Linked DNA regions of Mus musculus: all the other regions are linked to region 1. The links are chromatin loops, found by intact Hi-C in ENCODE. Cell type or tissue: heart. All regions are shown on one strand.

What was found. Peaks named below come from ENCODE experiments on the same cell type or tissue, not always from the same donor. Only the 100,000 strongest peaks of a DNase experiment are listed, where the experiment ranks them.
Region 2: it touches region 1 in a loop (5-fold over the local background); 34 of 42 quality-filtered maps call a loop at or near these places.
Region 3: it touches region 1 in a loop (5-fold over the local background); 27 of 42 quality-filtered maps call a loop at or near these places.
Region 4: it touches region 1 in a loop (6-fold over the local background); 12 of 42 quality-filtered maps call a loop at or near these places.
Region 5: a loop joins it to region 1, with 5 times the contacts of the local background. A loop is called at or near these places in 14 of 42 quality-filtered maps.

Annotation. Positions count from the first base shown.
Region 1 is chr2:170,114,266-170,119,265 of GRCm38, reverse strand. Zfp217 (zinc finger protein 217) reads left to right here. Exons shown (of 6, transcript NM_001033299.3): 2 at 1-247; 3 at 3,008-3,124; 4 at 3,694-5,000. Among named protein-coding and RNA genes, the nearest start is that of Zfp217, 14 kb to the left of the region's middle. In heart, a CTCF peak has its summit at 2,413 (motif pointing left); a DNase peak (open chromatin) is centred at 2,375.
Region 2 is chr2:170,340,517-170,345,516 of GRCm38, reverse strand. It overlaps a transcript of Bcas1 not described here. Among named protein-coding and RNA genes, the nearest start is that of Gm39999, 5.4 kb to the right of the region's middle. In heart, a CTCF peak has its summit at 2,173 (motif pointing right); DNase peaks (open chromatin) are centred at 2,156 and 4,176; H3K27ac peaks cover 1,669 bases.
Region 3 is chr2:170,216,721-170,221,720 of GRCm38, reverse strand. No RefSeq gene overlaps it. Among named protein-coding and RNA genes, the nearest start is that of Gm17619, 25 kb to the right of the region's middle. In heart, a CTCF peak has its summit at 3,047; DNase peaks (open chromatin) are centred at 590, 1,980, 2,800 and 3,060; H3K4me3 peaks cover 3,472 bases; H3K27ac peaks cover 4,110 bases.
Region 4 is chr2:170,399,350-170,404,349 of GRCm38, reverse strand. All of the region lies in intron 4 of Bcas1 (breast carcinoma amplified sequence 1), which reads left to right. Among named protein-coding and RNA genes, the nearest start is that of Bcas1, 26 kb to the left of the region's middle. In heart, a CTCF peak has its summit at 2,710 (motif pointing right); a DNase peak (open chromatin) is centred at 2,749; H3K4me3 peaks cover 1,214 bases; H3K27ac peaks cover 1,359 bases.
Region 5 is chr2:170,506,586-170,511,585 of GRCm38, reverse strand. Pfdn4 (prefoldin 4) reads right to left here and starts at 356. Exons shown (of 4, transcript NM_001110152.2): 1 at 117-356. The coding sequence starts at 140. Gm16796 (predicted gene, 16796) reads left to right here. Exons shown (of 3, transcript NR_040367.1): 1 at 1-747. In heart, CTCF peaks have their summits at 418 (motif pointing right), 2,623 (motif pointing right) and 3,652 (motif pointing right); DNase peaks (open chromatin) are centred at 145, 405 and 2,595; H3K4me3 peaks cover 1,238 bases; H3K27ac peaks cover 495 bases; H3K27me3 peaks cover 1,784 bases.

The DNA of each region.
Region 1 (5,000 bases):
AAGCCCACGCACTGTTCTGAGTGCAGCAAAGCCTTCAGGACATACCACCAGCTCGTCCTGCACTCGAGGGTGCACAGGAAGGACAGGAGGACTGATGCCCTGTCACCCACCATGGCTGTGGATGCAAGGCAGCCTGGGACCTGCTCCCCAGACCTCAGCACCACTCTGGAAGACAGTGGGGCCGGGGACCGAGAAGGGGGCTCTGAAGACGGGTCTGAGGATGGACTCCCTGACGGGCTCCATTTGGGTGAGTACTCTGCTGCCTCCCGGGCAGCGAGCGTTTGCTGCAGGGGGCTCTGGGAGTCAGGCTATCATCTCCGTGCTTTGTGGTAGCACTGTGTAGTCTCATAGAAGCATCACAGGCCTTTTTAAATGTCTTTAATAAGGAGGTGAGTGTAAAAGGCTGGTCCAAAATCCCATTATGAAAGGGCTCTGTATCTTTTGCTCCCAGAGGACTTAGTTTTTATGGTAGTGCACCATGGGGATGCTGCTGGCTGCTTCAGGCAGTGCCCTGAGGAGGCCATGACCTGGTGCAGAGTGCTAGGAATTATGGGACCGAGACCTAGGACTTTACCAGCTGTCTGGCATTCACTTCCGTTGTTATACAGGACTGCCTATCACAGCCTTGTTAATGCTTTCACCTACATGGGTTTCTGGTGCTCCCAAAAGGGTCAGGGAGGCTTCCTCAGCGTCCACTACTCACGCAGTGGGACTACTTGCCCAGTGTACTCTGATCGCTTTGGTGTTTGTGAGGCCAGTGTTGATGAGGGAGCTTCTGACGTGGTCTTTTGCTGCAATCCAGAGGTGGGGGCCCACTTCTGAACCCGCTCCATGAATTTGGTGTTAATAGAAAAAAGCTTTTGTCCAGTCTCCTGACTGATGTGAGCCTAGAGCCTTTGGAGTAAATATACCTGTTTCCCATCTTGCTGCCCACCCCACTTGAACCATTGTTTGTTAGTTAAAGTAACTAACACTCCTGATGTGTGGGCATGGCCCATGGGTTCCTTCTAACACTTCCAGATGTGTGTGGCCACTGGGTAGGTAGTATGTTGCAAGTCCTCTCTGAGACCAGAGTGAGTCTGAATAGTAAAATCTGTCAGCCACTGTGCATGTGAACCAGCACCCAGTTCTTTTTCTGGTCACTACTGCATTTTAGGAACGTTGCTTTCATGACACTCGGAGCTTAGCATATCTCACTCCTTAGTCCCCAGAAAGGTAAAGATACATGGTGTCCATGATGTCATGAGAATGTCAAAGATGGCCTCAGCACCTGTGCAGTTCTGCAGCATCAGCACTGTGGATCCCTAAAGTCGTTTACTAGTCATTGTACCTGGTGGACAACTTGGTGGGGTCCTGGGGTAGGCGTTTTGGCCTGGCTTGCCATAGGTGGGAGTGCTGGAGTCTGGCTGCGGTTCCTGGTGACCCATTATACATTGCCCGACCTTTCCTTGAGATTTCCCTGTTTGCAAAATCGAATCATCCACTTTGTGGCATCCTCCTAGGCTGAGCTCAGCCTTAGTTACAACCCTGCACAGAACAGCATAGTCCAAGTCCCAGGCCATAAGGCAGGTGCCAGATGTTGGGAAGGCCACGGCCTGTGTGTTACAGAGGTATCCCTAGCCATTTGAATGTGATGTAGCGAAGCTCACACTGTGACAGCTCAAGGCAGGGTGAGCTGTGGGCAGAGTTGTGAGTGCAGTGGACCTCCCCCACTGTGCTGCCCTCCAGTCTGCTTTACTCTTACTTTTAAGAAGTTGAAAGAGAGGCTGTGATGACTTTTCAAAGCCTCTTAGACCATCTTAGGGAGTGGTGTGGTGTGTTTATGGATCCCCTTCCCTAACAGGATCTGCTGTAATGGAGGTGGTCCAGTCCATCCACTATGCCTGTTTTTGCCCAGCTGTGTGGGTCACCTGCCTTTGGGAGTTAGTAACAGTGCAGCATTTGACAGAGAAGGGAAGAGGCCTGTAACTGAAAATAAAGTTTTGTAAGGCAAAATTTAGTTTAGTTTTGGACCCCAGGTGGGGACGTTTGTGTAGTTGTGATTGACTGCCCTGCTCCACCATGGCCCTGATCTAGACTTCAAGAGATATACCTCCCAGATAGGACTGACAGAGACTAGTGGAGCCATCTTATCTTCACGGATGCACATTATTTACAAGTTGGTGGGCTGGTGAGAGTGGAAAGTCCCAGCCAGTTTAGTTAGTCTGTCCTCAGTGGGTCCTTCTCATGGGGCACTTCAGCCTTGCCTTTGAAGTCTGGTAAGCCAGGCCTCTTTTGAATAGGAGATTGCTTGGAAACCACAGATTTCCATCTCCCCAAACTTGGCTAAATTTTGATCAGCTTTCCTAGGTGCTTGCCCAAAGCCAAGTCTGGGCTGTTTCTGAGGTTATTTTGTGCTTGCCGCCCTCTAGTGGTAGTTTCTATATTCCCAGCCTGTTTTCTGCTGGCTGTTGGGAGGTTTTATATCACCTCCAAATACTGGTTCTGAGTTCTGGCAGTTTTTCTGTCCAGTGGGCACACATCTACCTTAAGCATGAACCAGTTGTAACGGCTGCCAAGTGTCAAGAACAGAAAGTGCCTGTCAGGTTTCATCTCTTAAATGGTCATTCTTAGGATGGAAGTACAAACCTCTTTAGGGCACCACAACCCTAAGACACAGGGTAGTGCAGAGCCTGGTGGCACACAACTTTAGTCCCAACACTATGGAGGCAGGGTAGGGGGTGTTTGTGTGTGTGTGTGTGTGTGTGTGTGTGTGTGTGTGTGTGAGTTCTAAGCCAGCCAGGGCTATCTATATACCTTGTTCCCAAAACAAAAGCACACAGTCTAAGACATGAAAGGCTGCCCGGTGGCATTTTGTATGTTATTTTAGGCTTTGAAACTTCTAAGCAGAGCTAAAATAATTCTTTAATGGTTTCCCCCAAATGTTTTGTGTTGAGAACCTGGAGTCTGAATTCTTGAGTCCCGCACTTGGCCTGACTGACACCATTATTTTTGTTTCTGCTTTAAGATAAAAATGATGATGGAGGAAAAGCGAAGCCCCTCCCGTCCTCGAGAGAGTGTAGTTACTGTGGCAAGTTTTTCCGTTCAAACTATTACCTCAATATTCATCTCAGAACGCATACAGGTAAAGGACTGGGGTTTTAAAACATGTGTTGACTACAACAATTGTGTGCTGCTGTGTAGTTCAGATGGCTTTAGTGTGTGGTGTTTGCAGCTGTTGTATGTCTACAACATCACTGCAGCTTGAATACTACTGGCTCCTGTTTTGAGGCTGGTTTATGGTTACCATATCTTAAGGCAAACTCGTAATGTTTTGAAATGCCACATTTGAAAACCCTTTTATGACTTTGGAGTGAAGCAAGGGTGTATTTGGTAGTTTGGATGTAGGTGCAGTGATGGTGCGGGTGAGAAGGTCGAGGCTTCCATGACCTGGGTACAATGGTTAGTCCACTGTGCTGAAAAAGTGCGCAGATGCTGCCGTTGGGCAGCCATGAAGGTTGGGTCAGTTAAAGCGTGCTCTTACTGGGAACCAGGTTTACATTTTCAATTGCATTGCACTGGGGGCATTGGTGCCCTAGCTGTGAGGATTGGCAGAGGGAACAGCCCATGTTTGGTGTCATAGCTTGCTTAGCTTGCAGAGTTCTATTGGCACCTTTCCTAAACATCATGATACAGTGGCATATCTCGTTTTAGGTGAAAAACCATACAAATGTGAATTCTGTGAGTATGCCGCAGCCCAGAAGACATCTCTGAGGTACCACTTGGAGAGACATCACAAAGACAAGCAGCCGGTGGATGCTGCCGCTGAGTCCAAAAGTGAAGGCCGGAGCCAGGAGCCGCAGGATGCGCTACTAACGGCTGCTGACAGTGCGCAGACCAAAAATTTAAAGAGATTTCTTGATGGTGCCAAAGATGTTAAGGGAAGCCCACCTGCCAAGCAGCTTAAGGAGATGCCTTCTGTCTTCCAGAGTGTTCTCTCACCAGCACACAGCAACGATACTCAGGATTTCCATAAACATGCAGCTGATAGTGCTGAGAAAGCGAGGAAGAGCCCTGCCCCTACTTATCTGGACATGCAGAGAAAGAAAGCAGGGGAGCCTCAGGCCAGCAGCCCTGTCTGCAGACTAGAGGGGGTTGGGTCCTTAGCACGGGAAGCTGGCCATAGGGAGAAGATGGATCAGGATGCTGACTACAGACATAAGCCCGGTGCTGACTGCCAGGACAGGCCTTTGAATCTATCCCTTGGGCCGCTCCACGCCTGTCCTGCAATCTCTTTGAGCAAGTGTCTGATCCCCAGCATTGCCTGCCCCTTTTGTACTTTCAAGACCTTTTATCCGGAAGTCCTTATGATGCACCAGAGACTTGAGCACAGGTACAACCCTGACCCGCACAAGAACGGCAGCAGCAAGTCTGTGCTGAGGAACAGGCGTACCGGGTGCCCTCCGGCTTTGCTGGGAAAAGATGTCCCTCCCTTGTCTGGCCTGCACAAGCCCAAGGCCAAGACTGCCTTCTCACCACACTCGAAGTCCCTGCACTCAGAGAAGGCTCGGCAGGGGGCCTCGGGGCCAAGCAAAGCACCCCAGACTTCAGGACCAGACAACAGCACTTTAGCCCCAAGTAACCTGAAGTCACACAGGTCACAACCCAATGCTGGGGGCACCAGTGCCACCAGGCAGCAGCAGTCAGAGTTGTTTCCCAAAGGTGGCGTCCCTGCTGCTATGGATAAGGTGAAGAGACCTGAGCCAAAACTGAAGTCCCTACCAGCCTCCCCGTCTCAGTCCCCCCTCAGCAGTAATAATAGCAACGGTTCTGTTGAGTATCCCGTGAAGGTTGACGGCCCATGGGCACAGCAAGGGAGAGACTACTACTGCCATCGGAATTCTGGCAGTGCCGCAGCAGAGTACAGTGAGCCACATCCCAAAAGACTCAAGTCCAGTGCGGTGTCCCTGGACACAGAGCATGCAGGGACCAATGGCAGAAGGGGCTTTGAGCTCCCCAAG
Region 2 (5,000 bases), 230 kb before region 1:
GGAGAGGGGTTGTCTGAGAGAAGCTCAGCAAAGCCCCTCCCGGGTGTTTATTCCTGGTCCCTCCCTTCTCCTAGGCTGAAGAAGAGGGCACTCTTAATGAAATTGTGGTTTGCTTTTGTTTTTATGAAGGCCAGGAAATTTAAGCCACAAACTCAGTGATTTATTGCTGGGACCGTAAACCCAGCTGTAGTTTAAGAAGCAAGTTTTGTGCTTCCTGTGAAGGTTGCGTTTTCCGTTGCAATCCTTTCTCTGATGCAGAGTTCACTAACTGCCCCAGCAAGGCACTCCCTAAATCGCACAGAAAGTTCACAGGACAAAGAGGGGGCAAGAAACTGAGAGCTCGGCCCACAGAGCCCAACCAAGCTCTGGCAGGTGGAGTGAGGAGTGAGAAGCAAACCTGACAGGCACCGAAACAACCCAGAATCCTAGCCCCAAAGAAAAACCAAGTAAAGACGTGCGTGCGGGAGGAGAGGGACAAAGGTGCCCGTTGTCACCATGAGTCGGTTAATGATTCGCTGATTTGTTTGTAGGTGCTCAGGGAAGTGTCTCCTCTCTCTTGCCAAGAAGACGTGCCTTTCCCAAGGATGGAGCTAGTGAGATGAGATGCCCGGCATTGTGCGTGCAAGTTACACACACACACATGCAAGTGCACACACACACACACACACACACACACACACACACACACGTGCATGCATGTTCTCAGTGATGCCTCCCAGTTCCTGCTGACAGAAATTGTTTGCCTAATATCCATAAAAGAGTTCACTCAAAGGAGCAGTTGTTCCCAGCAGCCCGAGGCCACTCTTGGATTCATCCTGGGGAGGGGGGCGGGGGGGGGGGAAGGAGCCACAAACCTAAAGAGCTGCCAAAAAATAGGAGGGGAAAAAGAAAGCCAGAGAGAGACTGTTTTGTTTGTAGCTCATTAAACACAGGTCTCTCTCTCTCTCTCTCTCTCTCTCTCTCTGTTTCTCTCTGTTTCTGTTTCTCCCTCCCTCCCCCTCTTCTCTCTCTCTCTCTCTCTCTCTCTCTCTCAATCCCTACCCCCCAAGCACCATGCAAACAGTCAAACAATCCAGATATAGTCCAGACACACACACACACCCAGAGCAGTGGGGGTCTCATTAGATTTTAAAAGTCCAGAACGTACCCCTCTGGCTCCCCCCAAAGTCCCAGAAGAAGGCTAGGTGTCCACATCCAGGACTTGCAGGTGTGGTCTCTTCTGTCCCAGAGCCCCAGCCAGGTCCTGGAGCAATAAACTGGAGCTTAGGGTGTAGCTCAGAGCTACAGTACTGGCCCAGCACAAACGGGGCCTTGTGTTCCATTTCCAGCGGTACAAGGGTGGAGGGGCAGCAGCGTGGTAATGAACACAAATGGAAGAGAAAATCCTTCCCTGTCCTGCTTGTGAGGAAGGAGAGGGAAAGGGCAGCAGTTACCCACTTTCCCACGGTGCAAACCCCAAGATTAGGGCTGGGTTGCTGACGGGGCTCAGCTTCAACCACTCTCGGCGTTCTCTTTAGAGCCCTTAAGTAAGCAGTTTGGCACAGTGTGCAGAGTCGGGTTTGTCCCTGGTCAGGACTGTGTTTACTCTGTGGATTGTGGAGCAGCGTGGGCCCCTGAAAGACTGCCTGTTAGCAACAAGGGGGGAAAGGACAGCAAGCAACGTCCAGACATTGATTCTTCAGTCTGTAGTGGAGGCAGAGACACTGGGCCAGGGGTCGATTCTCCAGAGGTTAGACTGTTTTTTTGTTTTTTTTTTTGGCTTCTGTGTAGCCACCCATAAAGCTACCTCCCGCTCCTCTGCACCCTGGGGCCTCTCACTTGCCAGGCGGAAGCCAACCACATGATTTAACAGAAACCAGGATACAGGTCACGCTGCCTGACAGGATCGCACACACAGCCTTCTTGATGCGTTTATCTAAGTTTCAGCTGTGTGCCCTCTCCCCTTCCCCCCTCCATTCCCCCCCTTCGTCCCCCACCTCCCTGCGCGGACTTTAAGTGTTTCCTTACATCTTCTTAGGAGCTGATTGGCAGGGACCCTGTGTGCATTTGTTTCAGATTTCCAAATAGGTGCTTCCTGACAAAATGGCCCCAGCTGGCAACTATTGCCTTTGAAGGAGCTCATGTCTTGGGAGTGACACCATCATTCAAACGCCTTTTACGTAATCCGACCACATGGGGGCGCCCAGGAACTGGGTTCCGCAGACTGACCAAGCTGCTTCCGACTATATTGCCTACCCAGGAAATTGAACCAAGAGTCTGTCTGTTGACTAACTTCCAGAATACTGTCAGGTTTCACTAAGAAAACGGGAAGAGTTGAGAGAAACCGGGCAGGTCAGTTGCTATCTATGATCCCCACAGCCCTTCAAACAAGGAGGAGCCAGGTGAGATTTCTGGTCCTTTCTGTCCCACCTTGCAAGAAGCTTTTGGGAGAATGTGTGGTTGCCAAGCATTCGAGCAACCTTTGACTGCTTCTATAATTTCCCACAACCTGCGCCCCCCCTACACACACACACACACACACACACACACACACGTGCACGTGCACGCGAGTACGCATGTTATCGGTCGGGTGAATTAGCATCTCTGCTTCCTACTGTAATAAGGAGATAGCGATAGTGGGCTTGCAGTGATCACCATTAACAGTGCAGTGGGTCTCACACAATCAGTACTCAGTAAAATAGCAGCCATTCCTGCACAGGAAAGCCGGAGTCTAAGAAACAGAAGCCCCCTATTCCCATGAACAACTAATACTAGCCAAAAGGGTATTTATTTATCTGACGCATGGTGTTTGCGACAGCCTTGGCTTTGGTTCTCAGAGATTGTTCTGACTTGACAATGAAATGCATCCTTACATATAACAGGTGTTGTGCCACAGCCTGGCTCTGGTCCCGAAAGGCTTTGCTCTGCCTTGTTCTATGGGTTAACTTTGGACTACAACTAGTGACAGGTGATAAGTGCCCTTCTAGGCAAGGGGATTATGGGATTATTAGAATCAGTTTCACCTGACTGTTTGAGTGAACTCGGCCTTGAGAAGGCAGCTACGATGACTACAGCAGCTGACAGGAATGCCCAAACCAACCACGCCTATGAAGTTTCTGCTAACAGGACCCGTGTGAGCCAAGGCTCAGCCACCACAGCACCGTCGTTAGGCGCTGGGCTTCTCTAGGTCACTGCCTCTCTGTGCTTCATAGACACTGTCCGGTGGTCTAGCATGGGCCTAGCAGGTGCTCAGTGAATGCCATTTGAGCTGCTAGATTGATGGGCCCACTAGGCCTGAGAGTGGGTGAGCATATGCGCCGGTGAGCTTCGCTCCGCTCCAAATGTTTGATCATGCTAATCACATCTATGTACCAGGTGGCCAGCTCAGGGGCTCTCGGTCGTTTGTCCTGAACCAGCAGATGCCGCACTGACAGAGAAGCTTAATAGGGATACAGGGCCCTCACACTCTAATCCAGACACTCTGACCTAAAGTCCCCAGAGCGGGACCCAGCCACCGGTGTCCCTAAGGAGCCTCCAGGCAGTTCCAATGTAGGAGAAATTCGGAAAACCCCTGAGAGACCACACCACGAAGCACCCACTGGGTGTGTGGTCTGAGAATGAAGATACCAGGAGCTAGCATGGACCCTCACTAGAAGTCAGGTGCTGTGCAGTCAATACTTTGTTTACTCCCCCATTTTACAGATTAAAAATAACTGAGCCCAAAGAGAGTAACAACGGTGTTGACCCAGGCTGAAACCCAACCAAAACCATTACTTTTATGTTTCAGAGACAGAGTCTCAAGTATACTGGGCTGGCTTTGAACTCATTACGTAGCCAAGGATGAGCTTAGACTTCCGATCTTCCTGGCTCTGCCTCCTGAGTGTAGGGATTACAAGCATGTGTCATTGTAGCTAGTTCATGTGGTACTGAAGATCAAACCTGAGATCTTGTGCATGGCAGGAAAGCCCTCTGCTACAGCCCCAGCCAGGCCAACATCTGCTCTTAAAAGCCTACAGGAGATGCAGGAAGGAATGAGAAAAGTCGTGAGGACCGTGTGAGGATGTGACATTGTGGGACTGAGAGAAAGCACGGCTCCAGGCCGCTTGAGTGGAGGGTGGCCTTCACAGAGGGAACAGTTGAGCTCATCCAAGAAGAATGAAGAAGGCTTGGCCAAGGGTTCCCAGAGGAACAGGGAGTGCCGAAGTATAGAATCCTCCCAGAGTGGACGGTAAGTAGTTCAATATGGCTGGCTGGGTAGCGTGCCTTGGAGGCCAGAGGCCAGGAGACAGCATAGAACTGATCTTCCAGGATGTGAAGGAGTCCGCTGTAAGAATCTGAAGCTGTCTATAAGCTGGCAGTACAGTTTCTGTGGCAGAAAACATCTCAGCGTGAGGACGACTCTGATCCCCAACAGACACCCACAAACTCTCTCCTCTCTCTCTCTCTCTCCCTCTCTCCCTCTCTCTCTCCCTCTCTCTCCCCTTCTCCCTACAGGTAGCCATAGAAGGTGACATAATTAATCTGGCATTTTGGTTTCAAGTAAGGTCTAATAAAACACAATTTGGGCAATATCTGCCAAGTGGCTGATTATCCATCAGATATTAATCACAAAATACAGCACGTTCTTTTTAAGCTTAAGTAACAACTATAAGAAATAGCCACTGGATATTTCTGGAGAGATGGCTTGGTAGTTTGGAGCACATACTGTTCTTATAGAAGATACAAGTCATGTTTTTAGCACCCACACAGGGCAGATCACCACTGCCTGTAAGTCCAGCTTGAGAGAATCCAGAGTCTTTCTGTCCTCTGGGGACACTGTACTCATGTGCACATATAAACCCATATACAAACACATGAACATAATTTTAAAAAAATCTTTGTATATAAAACAGATATACCCACTTAGATAAAACCTTTCAACGAATTTAACCATTAAAAAAGATACCTACCAGGCTGGAGAGATGGCTCAGGGGTTAAGAGCAATGACTGCTCTTCCAAAGGTCCTGAGTTCAATTCCCAGC
Region 3 (5,000 bases), 100 kb before region 1:
AATTCTTTAAAAAAAAAGACTGCATTTAGGGAAGATTTCTGGAAGGAAGTATCATGCCGTCAAGTGGTTACTAGCCATCTCCACTTTGAACTTTCTAATGAGGGTGAACATATACTTTTTAGAAGTGCTTAAACTAAAATGATCAAATGAAAAGAATAGCCTAACGACATCAGCAAGTGCCATCCCACGAGGATCGTTCCCCTGCCCGCTTCCTGTACGTCGCAAATGAATTTCTGTTCCTTGCTTCCTAAACGTGGAGTATCATTCATTATCATCCACATTGGAATAGCTCTCTCTCTCTCTCTCTCTCTCTCTCTCTCTCTCTCTCTCTCTCTCACTCTCATGGGCCCTGTCTGTCGGTGCCTTTGTTCCCTGCTGGCTCCTGGAGAGGAGGGAGACCCTGAGGCTTCCGGATTGTAACCCCGCAGCCTCCGGTTTGCGCTCCTGACGTGCATTTGAGCAGCACTTGAGCGGCTCCATTAACCGGAGTGAAGTTGCTGAGAGATAAAATGCCATCTTGCTAGGTCCATTCTGTTGCGTCACCATCCTGTTTTAGGTCACGTCGGGTCGTGTGGCTCTCCGATGGGGGCTGGACCAGCAAACAGCGTTTAGAAACAGGATCTCTGTAAACGCCTTCTCCCTCCCCAATTAGCTCTTGGAAGCCCTCTGTTCCATTTTCTTCTGCCTCAGGCATGCGTAAAAGCGATCAAAGGGGAGGAGGGAGGAAAAGACACTTGTGAGATTGTGTTAAAAAAAAAAAAAAGTCTCCATGTGTTTGAGAGAGACTCACTTCGCCAAGCATTTACTGCAATAAAAACACGATTTGCTAATGAACATGATTCGTGTGTTCTGGGATTGATAACAGATACAGAAGAGCAGAGCAGTCGTGATCGCTGCTGTGGGTATAGTTTTCAGGCGAGGAAATACGGAGAACCCAGTTTATAATTTATTGAAGCCACGGCAGTTCTGGGCTGTGCTCGCTTCTGGTGTGCCCTTCTCTGGTTTCCAGGATGATGGTGTACCGGGAGCCTCCTTCTTGCCCCACAACTGTGCTGGAGCGGGGGAGGGGGGGGCGGGGGTTCGGTTCTTAATTTATCTCCTCATGAACTGTTTTCTCAAGGAGGCTAGGGTCAAGTTTGGAAACCAAATTTATGCAAAGAGGGATTGTGACATACTAGAGGGAGGATTTGAAACTCGAAGGGGGGGGCTACATCCCAACTTCTCTGGAGAAGCAGGAATTCCCAGCTCTGTTTTGATCACTTGAAAATGTCACAGTTTAGTTTACAGGTATTTCTGAGGGATCATTTTTGATGCCTTTAAATTTAGGAAAATACTCAAATACAACCAGAATTAAGTGTCTCTCAAGATGGAAAAAAAGGGGCCTACTGGCTATTGTCTGACCTCCCCTGGGCCTGATTGACTAGTAGAAATTGCATCTCCATGGGAACAGATAAATGTCTGCTTTTCATGTCATGAAATAACCAGCTCGGTCCTCGGAGCTTCACCAACCTAGCACTTTATCCGGGCGGCTGTGAGCAGAGTCTCCCTTTTCATGTTCAGCCAAATTATCTGCTAGAATCTCTTTTCAAGCCTAAGGAGGGGGAAAAACAGAGAAGGGAGGGAGGGAGGAGAGAGAGAGAGAGAGAGAGAGAGAGAGAGAGAGAGAGAGAGAGAGAGAGAGATCCCCTCCCCCTTCTGCATGGAGTTAATTACTGTATTTTCCTCGGGGAGACGGAGGAAGAAGACACCCGCTGAAATAACACGCAAATGATGACTAGCATGTAGTATCTGCCTGTTCAATAGCTGTGGGTGATTTTTAAAAAGGAGGCCGGCCAGCGAGTGCCAAGGCGACCCTGAGAGGCTGGTCCTAGGACCCACTAGGTTTTGTTTATTTGTTGTTACACTGGGACTTGGCTGTGGAGTCTTAGGCAAGTGGACAGCAACTGTTTCGCGCTGGGGTCTGAGAAGTAGGGTGAATGGGAATCATGGGAGAAGTCGCTGGCGAGCCTCAGATTATCTGCCTCCCACCCCCATCCCCAACCCCGAGCCTCCAACATCTGCCATTTTGACTCCCGTCTCTGGTGCGGCGCTCTGTGCCCGCCACATTGGAGGATAGTCTGAAAAGAGAGCCGGGGCTTTCTCTATCCACGTTCTAGACATTTCGGCTTCTGTGCTTGGTTAAAAATACCACCAGAAGCAGCATCTTTTTATTTTTTTCTTTTTTTTTCTGATGATACTGCAAGATTTCCAACCCACCTTTCTGCGTCAGAGGGAGAAGGAACGAAGAAGAAACATCAAAAGGAAGAGAGCAGAGGCAGGCTCCCTCCCGCACAAGAACAAACTCTTGTGGGGAAAGATATCCTAGACCGATGGTTCTAAAACCAGGCGCCAGAGCGCGAGCGGGGAGCGGGCTCTCTCTTTTTTGGGATCTATTTACCCTCTCCTGTTATTGTGTCTTCTGTCACTGAAACTTTGTGGTTTGTTTCTCTTTTCTTCCTCTGCACCTCCACCCAGACAGCCAGCAAGTCTGAGCAGGAAATGACTGAAGACTAGTGAGCTGCACCCCCACTATCCCCCACCCCCACCCCACCCCTCACCACCCACCCCCGCCCCCTCCCAGAAGAATCCAGGTGAAAGATGCCTGCAGGAATTTGAAGATGGTGTGAGCTCGGCTCCGTGCTAGCACACTCCTAAGTCTGGAAGGCCAGTGGTCTTTATCTGGCCCAGCTGCTGCTGATGCGGAGATGGGAATGCACCCATCCAGTGTGTGAACACTGCGCCCATTGTACCCTGCCGAGCTGATGGATGCCTGAGTAATTGGCATGGAACCTACTCTATTAACAGTACAGACAGATATGTGAGCTAGCTGAATCCCTCCAACATATGCCGGGCGTTAGCCAAAGGAGTTTACCATTCTGCCAACATCCCGGCCATTCGGCACATAATTAGGCTTAAGGGTTCTATCACTCTGCCGGGGATCAACAAATAATGGGGAATTTTAGCACTTCCTCTGAATAAGAAGTGAGGAGGTTGTGGTAGTCTCAGTCTAGCGCTGACAGAGGGCAGTGTTGACCATGTGGGGGCGGGGAGGTGGTGGTGGATAGTTTGAGGCAGAAGAGAGTGGGGCTACACGTGCTCATTTCAGGAGATTTTAAAATTAGGGGTGTGTCTTTATTCGGCTCTTGTGTGTGTGAGTGAATAAGGAGGATATTTGTCACGTCCTGCTGGATGTTAGTGTCTTAAAGGAGAACGTGCCACCGTGGACTGACATACAGAGAGAGGCCATTTAGAATGCATGTGTCTGCATTCTGCAAGCCTCCGGCCTCCACACAATGTGCCACGGCAGGCACATGCCCGTGCTCACGCGCATACACAGCTAGGCAATGTAATTAAAAAGAAAGCGTTTAAGAAAGGTAAGGTGGGGGAAGGGGGAGGGAAGGAAACAAGGAGGAGGTAATTCTATAAATTAAAGGCATCGCATAGTACATGATTCTCTTTTCGCAACCATGTGTATGTATCTATAATACACACACACACATATGTATCCCCCTCGTTTTATTTGCTGTTGCTATGACAAGATACTCTGACAAATGTGACCAAGGGAGTGACTTAGACAAAGTTTCTGTTGATGCAACAAAGCACCTTGATTGAACAGTGAGTGGGTATGGAAAGGGTTTATTTGACATACACTTCTGCATTGCTGTTCATCATTGAAAGAAATAAGGACAGGAACTCACACAGGGCAGGAACCTGGAGGCAGGAGCTGATGCGGAGGCCATGAAGGGACCCTACTTACTGGCTTGCTTCCTCTGGCTTGCTCAGGCTCCTTTCATGTAGAACCTGGGACCACCAGCCCAGGGATGGCCCCACCCACAATGGCTGCACCCTCCCACATTGATCACTAATTATGAAAATATCGCCCAAGCTTGCATACAGCCTGATCTCATGGAGGTATTTCCTCAATTGAGGTTCCTTCCTCTCAGATGGCTCTAGCTCGTGACAAGTTGACTTAAAACTAGCCAGCACACCTCCCACCCACTCCATAACCATAGCCCCTTGTTTCCTGCTTCCCCATTGCTCTTGAAATGTAAAACAAAAAAACCCCACTATTGCTCTGTCTTAACTTCTCAAAAAATGCAACCTATAACCAATCAATCAGGGAGCTGAAAACAACTGGAATTCACAGCCTAATAATTTCAGAGGACGGGAGTTCGGAAACAAGGTGGTAGAGCCACAGTGCCCTAGAATCTTTATGGAAGTGTTGTTCTTTGCCTCCTAGCAGGTGGTGGTCCATCTTCCACGTTCTGGGGCTCCCTCACCTCGAGTCTGAGCCTTTAGACCTCATTCATTCTACTTCGCACAAAATATGGGTGTCTTTTACATGTTTAAATCTATTGTCACTATGTGTGTGTATGTGTGTACGTGTGTATATCTATACGCGTGCATGTGTGCATGCAGGGTAGGGACAGAATACAAGTGTACCGCGTGCATGTGGAGATCAAAGGTCAACTTCTTTCCACCTGTGCTGTGTGTCCAGAGATGGAACTCAAGTCACCGATCTTGGGGCACAAGCACTTTTACCCACCAGGACATCTCACAAGCCCTTTTTATCATTGTTATTTGAAGCGTCTCATGTGTGCCAGGCTAACTTGGATGGATCTGTGGATTTCACTATATAGCTGAGGCTAACCTGTCTTCAGACACACCAGAAGAGGGCATCGGATCCCATTACAGATGGTTGTGAGCCACCATGTGGTTGCTGGGAATTGAACTCAGGACCTCTGGAAGAGCAGTCACCCAACCTTGAACTCTTGATCCTACTGCCTCCCTGTGCCTATGAGCTGGGATAACAGGTAGAAGCCACCATGCTTGGAACAAAACCTGGTGGTGTCCGTTTTAAGGGCCTGGTTTGCAGGTGTGCCAAGAGTACTGTGTGCCTTCTGTCTGGACCGTCTGGGGGAGATTAAGCTCCCAATGAGATGAGCACGTCATGGAACTCT
Region 4 (5,000 bases), 290 kb before region 1:
CAGAAAATAACATGAATAAAACTTCCCAATCAGTAACATTCTCTTGGATCTAGAGTACCGCCAGGGTGCAGTTGACCAGCATTGACTCAGAATTCTTCCGGGTAAATGAAGCCTTGGGTTCTGCCGAGTCAGCTGTCCCTCCCCCTCTCCCATCCCCCACAGTTCCCTGCCTCCACCCCCACTACCACTGAGTCCTCCTAGCTGGGTTTGGAATTCCAGCCACAATCCCACCAAGATGTGAATCAGGACAGAGGTAACTCCCCACTCCCCACCCCCCAAATCTCCTCCTGGGGGGGAAAAACACACAAATCTGTGTTTTCAGAATGACAATCTTATCTGTGTGGCTTATAAAACTACATTCAGACCATAGCATCATTAAAACAAGGCGAGGATTCATGGACAAGTGGGGCATTTACCACATAGGCCAAAGAAAAGATAAATTATAGGCCTGAAAGCTGACTGAGCTGTGATTCACACAAACCAACTGGCTGGCAGGGACGGGGCTTTTTTTTCCCCCTCTCTCTCCCCAAGTGAACCAGGGTTCTAAGATAAACATTTAATAGATCTCGCACGTGCGCAAAACGATCCTACAATGGCAATCTGGTTTTACTGCTCATAAAAGAAAACACTGGGTGTCTGTTTCTCTCTCAGTCCTTCCAGGGGTATCTTTGTGGTGGGCTCGAGGAGGAGCGGTCGTTGCCAGGAATGGTTCCTCAGGAACTAGAAATGCTTCTTTTTGCTTTATGAATTTATTCAAGTTCTGCGGCGCTTATTTAAACAGGAACCCTGTACAAGAAGAGAAAGATGGCTGGCTTTGGTAGTTCTAGCGTGATCTCATCGTATCCGTCTTCACAACCCTCCCCCCCCCCAAACTTTTCGTTACATTTATTATTTATTACATTTACATTATTATTTATTTGTGGGTTGTTTGTCTGTCTGTCAGCATGAGTACACGCATGCGTGTAGGTCAGAGGACAACCTGTGGGAGCCGATTCTCTCTTTCCACCATGTCGGTCCCTGAATCCGATCTCTGGTCATCAGGCATGGCAGCAGTGCACCCGGACTTGCTGAGCCCTCTCGAAGGCCCCAGCAGACTTTCCTAAGGGATGCCAGCTCCGGGCCCCCAGGTCACTCCAGCCACAGGAACCACAGTCTGAAGAGCAAGCCTGCTGTTTCCGCTCCCTGATCGCCTTCTTTCCAGCACTACGTTCAGAAACGCTGCTCTCCTGGGAAGAAGACAGGCGGACAGTAAAGTGGATGTGGTGGTGCACGCCTGTAATCCCAGCACTTGGGAGGCGAAGGCAGGAGAATCGGGTATTCAAGATTATCCTCTGCTACACAGTGGGCAGGAGGCTGGCCTGGACTACACAAGATCCTGTCTCCAAACCAAACCAAACCAAAACCAACAACAGCAAACAAACAACAACAAAAACTGGGACAGGAAATAAATTTAAATGACTGGGAGGAGAATTTGGAAAGCATTATCTAAAAGGACAAAATGTGTGTGTTTCTGTGTGTGTGTCTGTGTGCATATGTGTGTGCGTCTCTCTCTCTCTCTCTCTCTCTGTGTTTCTTTGCATAACACCAAGCAGTTCTTAGTAGGAATTCTTAGATCTCTCTCAGAAAACATGGCAGAGGAGAGTGCAAACGCACACACATATAAATGTGTGTGTATATATATATATATATATGTTATATATAATATACATATAAATATGTAATATATATTAAATGGCAGAGGAAAGTGGAAACAAACAAATATACATACATGCATACATACATATGTACGTATGTACATGTGCACGTGCATGTGTGCATGCATGTGTGTCTTTGTATTTTACGTGTCTGGGCGTTTGTCTGTGTACCATGAGCATGTGTCACCCTCAGAGCCGGAAGAGGGTGTCAGATCCCTGCCGCTGTAGTTACTGGAGTTTGTGAGCTGCTGTGTGGGTGCAAAGGACTCTTAACTGCTGAGCCATCTCTCCAGCCCTTAGACTTTTACATTTTAAGATTTATTTGATTTCCACTTGAGATCTGATCATTTCCCAGATAGGAGCATGGCTATCTCTAGGAAATTTGTTTCAACCCTGTGTGATGACAACACAATTAAAAAAAATTTTTTTTCAGTACACTTGTCTTTCAAATGACCCAGTTTAAAGTTAATTATTTACTGAGGCACTGGACAACATTTTATCCATAACGTTATTGACTTTCTACTGATGGCATTCCGGGCTTTGTGTATGCTACATAAGCACACTGCATTTGAGTGATCAATCCCCAGTCCAAGGATTTTTTTTTTTTTTTAATTTTAGCTTCCTTTGCAAGAGGAAAGTTTAGAATTGAGAAAAACCCACTAGGTTGTAACTCTCCACCACAGCCTCATGTACCCACTTGCCCACCATGAAAGGGCAGTGGAAATATTGAAATTAGTAGTAGTAATTTCTTTCCCATGATGGCTCAGTAGATGTACGCTTTCCTCATTTGTTTATTCCTCTATGTTTTCTCTATTTTTAGGTGTTTTTTTTTTAATTTAAGAGGGGATTGTGAAAGGGCATTGCAATATAGAAATATTGCAATCCTCCAGCACCGCTTCTCAAGTGCTGGGATTACAGGCGTGAGCTGCCAAGCCTGGTTTGTCTGTTTCACACAATAAAAACACAAAACAAAACAGAAACACAGCCAACATTTCTCCTGTTCGTCCAGTAGGTGGCGCCGTGGGACAAGAGCATCCCGAGGCGCACTGGACATCTGCAGGCCTCCCTTGCCGATCACAGTGGCGCCCACAAGAGATGATTTTCTCTCTGCTTAGTTCCCAAACTCAGCGATCCAGACCTTGTGTGGCAATTGCTCTGAAACAACGCTGGCTTTTCAAACAAGCCTGTCTCCAGCACTGTGCGACAGTGGCAGATTTTGGCGCCCTTTCCTGATTGACATTTCCTGGATTGCTTCAATTGCATTCCTTCCCAGTCCCGCTATGAGCTTAAAACATGAAAATGCACTTTTATTAGCTGGTGTGAATCGGGATAGGAATCGTGGGACAAATAAGAGCATCAAGCAAGCAAACAAACAAACAAAAATCCCTACATCGATAATACATCTTTGATTTCCTTAGTAACTCTGAGCTTTGTGGTTATATGGGGGGAGGGGACGGGGTGGGGATCACAATAACAAACCGTTACCAGTGAGACCCACAAAATTATAATAGTATCTTCTTCGTGCTTGTTAATTTACTTTCTTTTTAGGCAAATAAGTATCTGAATTGTATGTCCTAGAATGAGCTAAACATCTTTTTCTTCCTGAATCTAAGGTCTCCGTGTAGGTGCCAATGATCTGGGGAGAAGAAAGGGAAGTGAGAGAGGCAGACAAAACCCACGGTGCAGTTGTAGCATCCTGCATCCCCGGGGGAGAGGAAAGCCGCATTCCTCACTTTCCTTTGATCCCAGGCAGCACCGGCTCCAATTTCTAGAGATTGAAGGAGCCGGTTGCTGGTTTCTGCACCTTCCTCCAGCTCAGTTCAGAAGCCCCTGCGTTCTCAGCCCTGATTCTTGGTCTAAAGATTCAAAATGAAGTCAGCCCTAGTCCGGCTTTGGGCTGCCAAGACCCTGCTGTCGAGGAGGCTGAGGATTGATTGGCACTTGTCAGAGGGAGGGGACTGAGGATCACAGATGGGTTTCCTCATCGAAAACCTAGTCCCAGTGAGGCAGAGGCGGCCCCCAACCCAACAGATTAGGGTGGCTTATCCGGAGCGCCTTCCTGTTTGCTCTTTGAAGCCAACAGACGGAGGAAAACGCATAGGCTTCTGACATAGGGAATAATTACCCACACCTGTTTGCTTAAAGGTTTCTGGGCATTTCCTGAAGAATACTTCTAGCGTGTCCTGGGAACCTTACTAGTGCGATTAATTGTAGTGCAGACAGTTGAGATTAAGGACAAAGACAGTCCGGTCCTGCAAGAAGCTCTCAGCTGGTGACCTGAGAGCTGGAGCCAAACCCCAGCCTCATTTACTTTGACCCTAGAGACGATTATTATGCTTTCTCTAGTTACACAAGTTGTTTAACCTTTGCTGTTATAGACTGCCCTGGTTGTACTTCTGTTGCTGCATTAAAATATTCTGGGGGCGGGGGGGGGGGGAGCAACTTAGGAGGAAAAGGTTTTATTGTAGTTCACAGTCCTGAGTTACAGCCCATCATTTTCAGGAAGTCCGGGCTGAGCTCAGTCTGCTAGTTACTGATTTAAGGGAGTTCTCTAGTCTGAACCAGTCCAGAGCTCAGCATAGGGAATGGCGCCGCCCACATAGGGCCATGTCTTTGTTCATAAATCAACCATCAAAATAACCCCCCACAGACACGCCCAAAGGGCATCTACATCGAGACAATTCCTCATTAAGACTCTGATCCCAGGTGATTCTCTGTTGCATCAAGGTGACAGTTAAAACCAGCAATGCAGTAATGCACTCTCCTGGCTCAAATCGAGAAATTGCAATCCATACGTTTGTCTGTCATTGCCACTGACTGAATTCTTCTTGCCCTTTGCATTTTAGTGTATCTTCCTATCATTTATTTAGACAGAAATAAAATCTGAATTCTTATTTTTTTTCTGTCTTCCAGAAATAGTAATATAGTATATACACTGTACCACGCTTTTATTTAGTTAACACACTCTTTGCCTGCACATAAAGCGCTTCCTCATTCCTCATGTCTATGAAGTGTTCTACTGAATAGACAGACATACCATGCACGACACATTTAACCTTGACTTACCCATGACCTTTGCCTGTCTGCCCAACTCTTCTGTCACTCTCCCTACAGCAAGCATCTTCTTCCAATTAGTCATTTGACCTGTGTGATGTTAGGTTTAGAATAAACTCTTAGAAATGGAATTGCTAGGCTATTTATTTTTATTTATTTATTTTGGTAAGCAATAACAACTTTTCCTCTATCCAGACTGAATTAATTTATACTTCAGCAGCACTATCTGGGCACCTGTTACTACAGCCTGCT
Region 5 (5,000 bases), 390 kb before region 1:
GCGCGGGCCCCGGCCCCGCGCATCCCTCACCTCCTCAGACCCCGGCCCCCAGCGCCCCGCGTCTCCTCACACGCCCCGGCCCACGGCTCCTCGGACCCCGGCCCCGCCGCACTCACCGCCTTCTTCATGGTGGCCGCCATCTTGGACTGAACCACGGGGCGCGGGGGAAAACCACTCGGGCGTGCGTCACCCCCCGAGGTCCCTCTCGAGCCCTGCTGAGCCAGACTCCCCCCTAACGCACAGCACTATCTCAACACTGCTGCTATCTGTGTCTCTGAACTATAAATTCCCAGGGCAAGGACTCAGGAAAAAAAACTATGCCCTGGAAACACTTGGTATCTTCCAATTAAAGGGACAGGCAGCTTCCCTCTCGGCCGGCATAAATACCAAAAGCGGCCAATAGTCGGGCCCGAGATCCCAGCCACGGCCAGCAGGGGGAGCGCTGGGTACCACCCAGCTGTGTGGAATGGGAAGCTTAAGAAATTCTTTTTCCATTTATTCAACAACCTAGAGAGAAGCTAAGGAGGGTAAGGGCGTGGCTTCGGCAAAGTATTTGGTAAATCATTTGGTCAAGTATTTGCACTCAAGCATGGGGACCTGAGTTCGATCTACAGCCCCTACCACATAAAAACCCAGTGCTGGCGAAGCTACAAGCTGAAGGCCACTCTTGAAGTTGATCTTAGCTTGTATGCCACTGATCACTGCAGGGGACACTAGGGGATCAGCCAGGAATAGATGAAGCCAAAGGTAGGTGACACCCAAAAAGATCCAGAGCAGTGGTTCTCAATCTTCCTAGTGCTGAGACCCTTTAATACAGTTAAATGTTGTAGTGCCCCCCCCAACCATAAAAAGTAGTTTTGTTGCTACTTCATTATGTAAATTTGCTACGGTGCTGGGTCATAATGTCAATAAATATCTATTTTCTGATAGTATTAGGCGGCTTCTGTAAAGGGCTCCCGATCTATAGGTTGAGAACCACTGACCTAGAGCGCTATAACAAACTTAAATGCTTAGATAATAGCTTACTGGACGGTTGCTTGGCTATTTATATTTAGAGACAGGGTCTTGCAATGTAATCCTAGCTGTCCTGGAACTAGCTGTGTAGACCAAGCTGGCCTGAAACTCACAGAGATCTTCCTGCCTCTGCTCTCCAAGCGCTAGGATCAGAGGCGTGCTCCATCATGTGCAACTGAAATGAATTCTTTTATGTGTTTAAAATTAAATTGGTTCAGAAATATGTCTTCCACTCGCTCAAATATGTTAGCCTGGGAAGACTGCCCACACAGGGCCCAGTGGGCACCGAGCTTCCTTAGTAACCAGGGCCATTGTTAACTTCGGTAGCCAAGACTTTGCTCTCAGAAAGTCGGAGGTCTGAGGGCAGAAGAGCTTAGAGTATTGGGGTATGGGCCATTGTCTCATTTACCAAGGGACAGGGAGGACCAGGTGTGAGCCGCAGGACAGTAAAAGCACGGCTGGGCGCTCTTGCATCTCTGCCAGTCCCTCCTATGGCTTCAAGCACAAGGGCATGCCAAGGAGGGGAAGAGGGGCAGATCTCGCCTGTCTGCTTATGACGCAGTGGGTCTCAACCTTCCTAATGTGACCCTTTAATACAGTTCCTCACGTTGTGGTGACTCCCAACCATTAAATTATTTCATTGCTACTTTACAACAGTAATTTTGCTATTGTTATACATTGTAACGTAAATGCCAGACATGCAGGATGTCTGATACTTGACCTGGGTGGGAGGGCCATTCGACTTTCCAAAAGGATCACGGCCCACAGGTTGAGAACCGCTGTTCTAATGTATAATGCATGTGCCCATTTGGTTACAATCTATCTCCTATCGTTACAATGCAATCCTGCTCATTGCTTGCATACCATCAAGCCCTCTGGATATAATGAACTTGGACTCCACAGAGTGAAGTCCTAACACCCTCCTGAGGAAGGTTTGCCGTTTGCACTCTGCTACTTAGCAGTTGCACATACAGAGTCAAATCTCTGGACCTGGAATTACTACGGTGGCACCACTTTTGAGGAACTCATTTGTATATACCGCAAACCCCAGTCCTGAACTCTGTAACCCTTAGACCAGACTCAGAAGGGAGAGCTAGTGTCTGGCTGCAGTGGTCATGGAGAATCTGTAGTTAGTGGCATGTTGACTGGACCGAAAAGACACCAGACACTGGGGATGCTGCATGTCAAACAGATAAAGTACCCCGTCCCCCAGCACCTTGCTGTCTACTGACAGGAGACAGACCACAAACAACCCGTTAAATAAGGATAGTGTGTCAGAGAGGGTGGTTAGTGTAAATGTGGCTGACTGTCCCAGCAAGGGAAACACATGCAGCTTTCGTCAGGAGAACGCCACCAGAGAGGCACGAAAAAGAAAGAGAAAACAAATTCCATTGGAAGTGAATGTTGTCCAGGCTTGTCCTAGCTTTTAGACTGCGTCACACAGGGATGATGAGCATATTTGTCGTTTTGTGACAGTGTGTGTGCGCGTGCGTGTGCGCTCGCGCAAGTGCCCCTCCCCCAAGGTCCTGCGTTCCCTGGGGTTGAAGAGGAAAAGTCTGAGTGGCAGGAGCCACAGATCTCGCTAGCAGGAAGTAATTTGATCATCTGCCTGCAGGGGGCACCCAAGGACTATGACTGAATTCTCAGGCATCCAAGCCCATTTCCCAATGTTTTGGACGTCTTTTCATCTTATCCTGTTTGTATCTGACTCAAAGATGTTTGTAAGCTATTTTGTCCTGACAGGGTTTGAAATCCTCGTACCTCCCCACTGCACGTAGGACCGGTCAAACTAAAATTCCAAACCAAGGCGCGCCTCCCTCTCTGATCTTCGGGTAGCACTTTTCCCTGGAGAGACATGGACAAACATCTGCTCACCCTAGAAAGGAAAGCGATGATGGAACCAAGTAAGGATGCCACACGAGTTCAATTTAGTGAAACAATGAGTTTATCCCACCCGGGAGGGTGGGGGATGGGGTTACGTTCAGGAGTGTGAGGGGCCACTTGGAGGAACGTGGAGGAATCAAAGATACTCTTAGTCCAGTCAGCATGCCACCAAAATCCCCACTGACCACTGCAGTCAGGCACTAGTTCTTTCATCTGACAGCTCCCAGAATGGGAAGGACACAGGCCTCTTGGATGAAAAGGCCAGACCCCTCTCCAGGCATAGAACCTTCCAGCACCTTGCTTGACATTGGACTTGTTCACCTCCACAACTGTGCGAAGTTCATCTCTGTTGCTTAGGAATTACCAATAACCGGGTCGCGGGGTTCCTTGTTACAGCGGCACCAACTTACTGATCCACTTCTCTTAAACACTTTCACCCCTGCAAGCGACTCTATAGCTCTCTGCCCGTTTCCTTGGGAGCTATTTCTCTTCTGCTAAGCCAGGGGCACCAAGGGAAGCCGATCTTGCCTGCTCATTAATGGGTAAACTGATGTATGGACAATTAAATGGCGGCATATTTAAGGACTAGAGAGTATTGTGAGATACGAGATAGCTGCTGGTGCATTTGTTCAGTAACAGTGTTCCAGAGCCCATATTCGTGTTCGCATTTCTTCTTCCTGTGCCTAATATCAAACGCCTCGCATAAACTGTAGCTCTGTGGGCCCGTCTCCTGAATAACTGCATTTTGTCACCAGGTGGCGCCATGACTCCAAATTTTAGCTTTTCTTCTGTGCAAAGCCTTAGGAACCGGCCCAAAGGACATGCAGTCTAGTAAGCCACACTCTGGGCCAAATATATAGTCATCTCTTGCGAGTTTCAAGTTGTAATTTTTCCTAGAAGAGGTAGATCTTGTTTTCAAAGATATCCTGAATATATGGATTTTTAGATTTTTATGGAATAGACCGTTTACTGGGCTAAGCATTAAAACTTAAGTGTTAGAGTGTTTGACTGGCATCCATAATGCTTTGAATTCGGTCCCCAGAACAACAAAAAGACCGGGGGGGGGGGCGGGCAAACCATTACCTAATCTGTTAACATTAGTGGTACCCGGCCCTGCAATTTTGACATTGAGAAAGAAGTCATTATTTAGAATCAGAAGCTGTTGCCGGATACCAGTTCCCTGGAGTGATCGATCCATCCAGTGGGGATACGTTCAGAACTGTGTGTCTTCTCACTGAGCTGGGCACCCTCCTCACAGGGCCGCTGCTCACAAACGGGTCTGATACGCGCTGAAGTGGACAGCTTAGATATTTATGATCGTCTAAAGCACTTTGGATATCTTCCTAGGTCTCACTCTTACCTCTCCACTCCAGAAGTCAGACCTCAGCTTACCTTTAAAGATGAAGCCAATCAGATTCGCCAACACAGTACAGGCCCAGATCAAGCCAATCAGATTCAGCGGTGCAATGAAAGCATCCAGTAAAAACCTCGAGGGTGAGGGTGCTGCAGAGAATGGATTCTCAGAGGTCAGAGCATTGTGGGACCAGGAGCTCTCTGAAGCCACAATGAAAATGTACTGACTTTGATGAGCTGATTGGGGGGGGGGGGGGAGGAATGTAGGAGCCATCTATCAATCGAGGAGACCTCAGTGTCCTTCCATGAGTTTTGTGGTCATTGCATGCTCCAACCGCAGAATCTGTGCTCTTTCAGGCATCGTTTCCCCAGTTCCTCTGACGAATCCTGCTGGAGGATATCGTGCTGCTTGTGGCGTGAAGAAATTTATTGATATGTAGTAAAAAGTTACTCCTTAAAACTCCAGCCAAGAAAATCAAGAAGACTGGGGGAATGTGGCAATGTCGTTGAGGTTACAGTGGGGTGAGGATAAACACCTCACTCCGGGGTGAAATTCCATCTAAAGAAAAAAGAGCCCCCTCTGAAGGTTGCTACAGCGCATGCGTACACTTTGCCGGCGCTCATGCTTCCTGCTTTATAAACCCCACACTGGAGGAACATGTGCGGTTTTGTAAGTGTAAGGTGGACATGGGTCATGATGAGGAGTGACAGACTGAGACCGTCCATCAAAGTCCCTCCGTGCTGTGGTT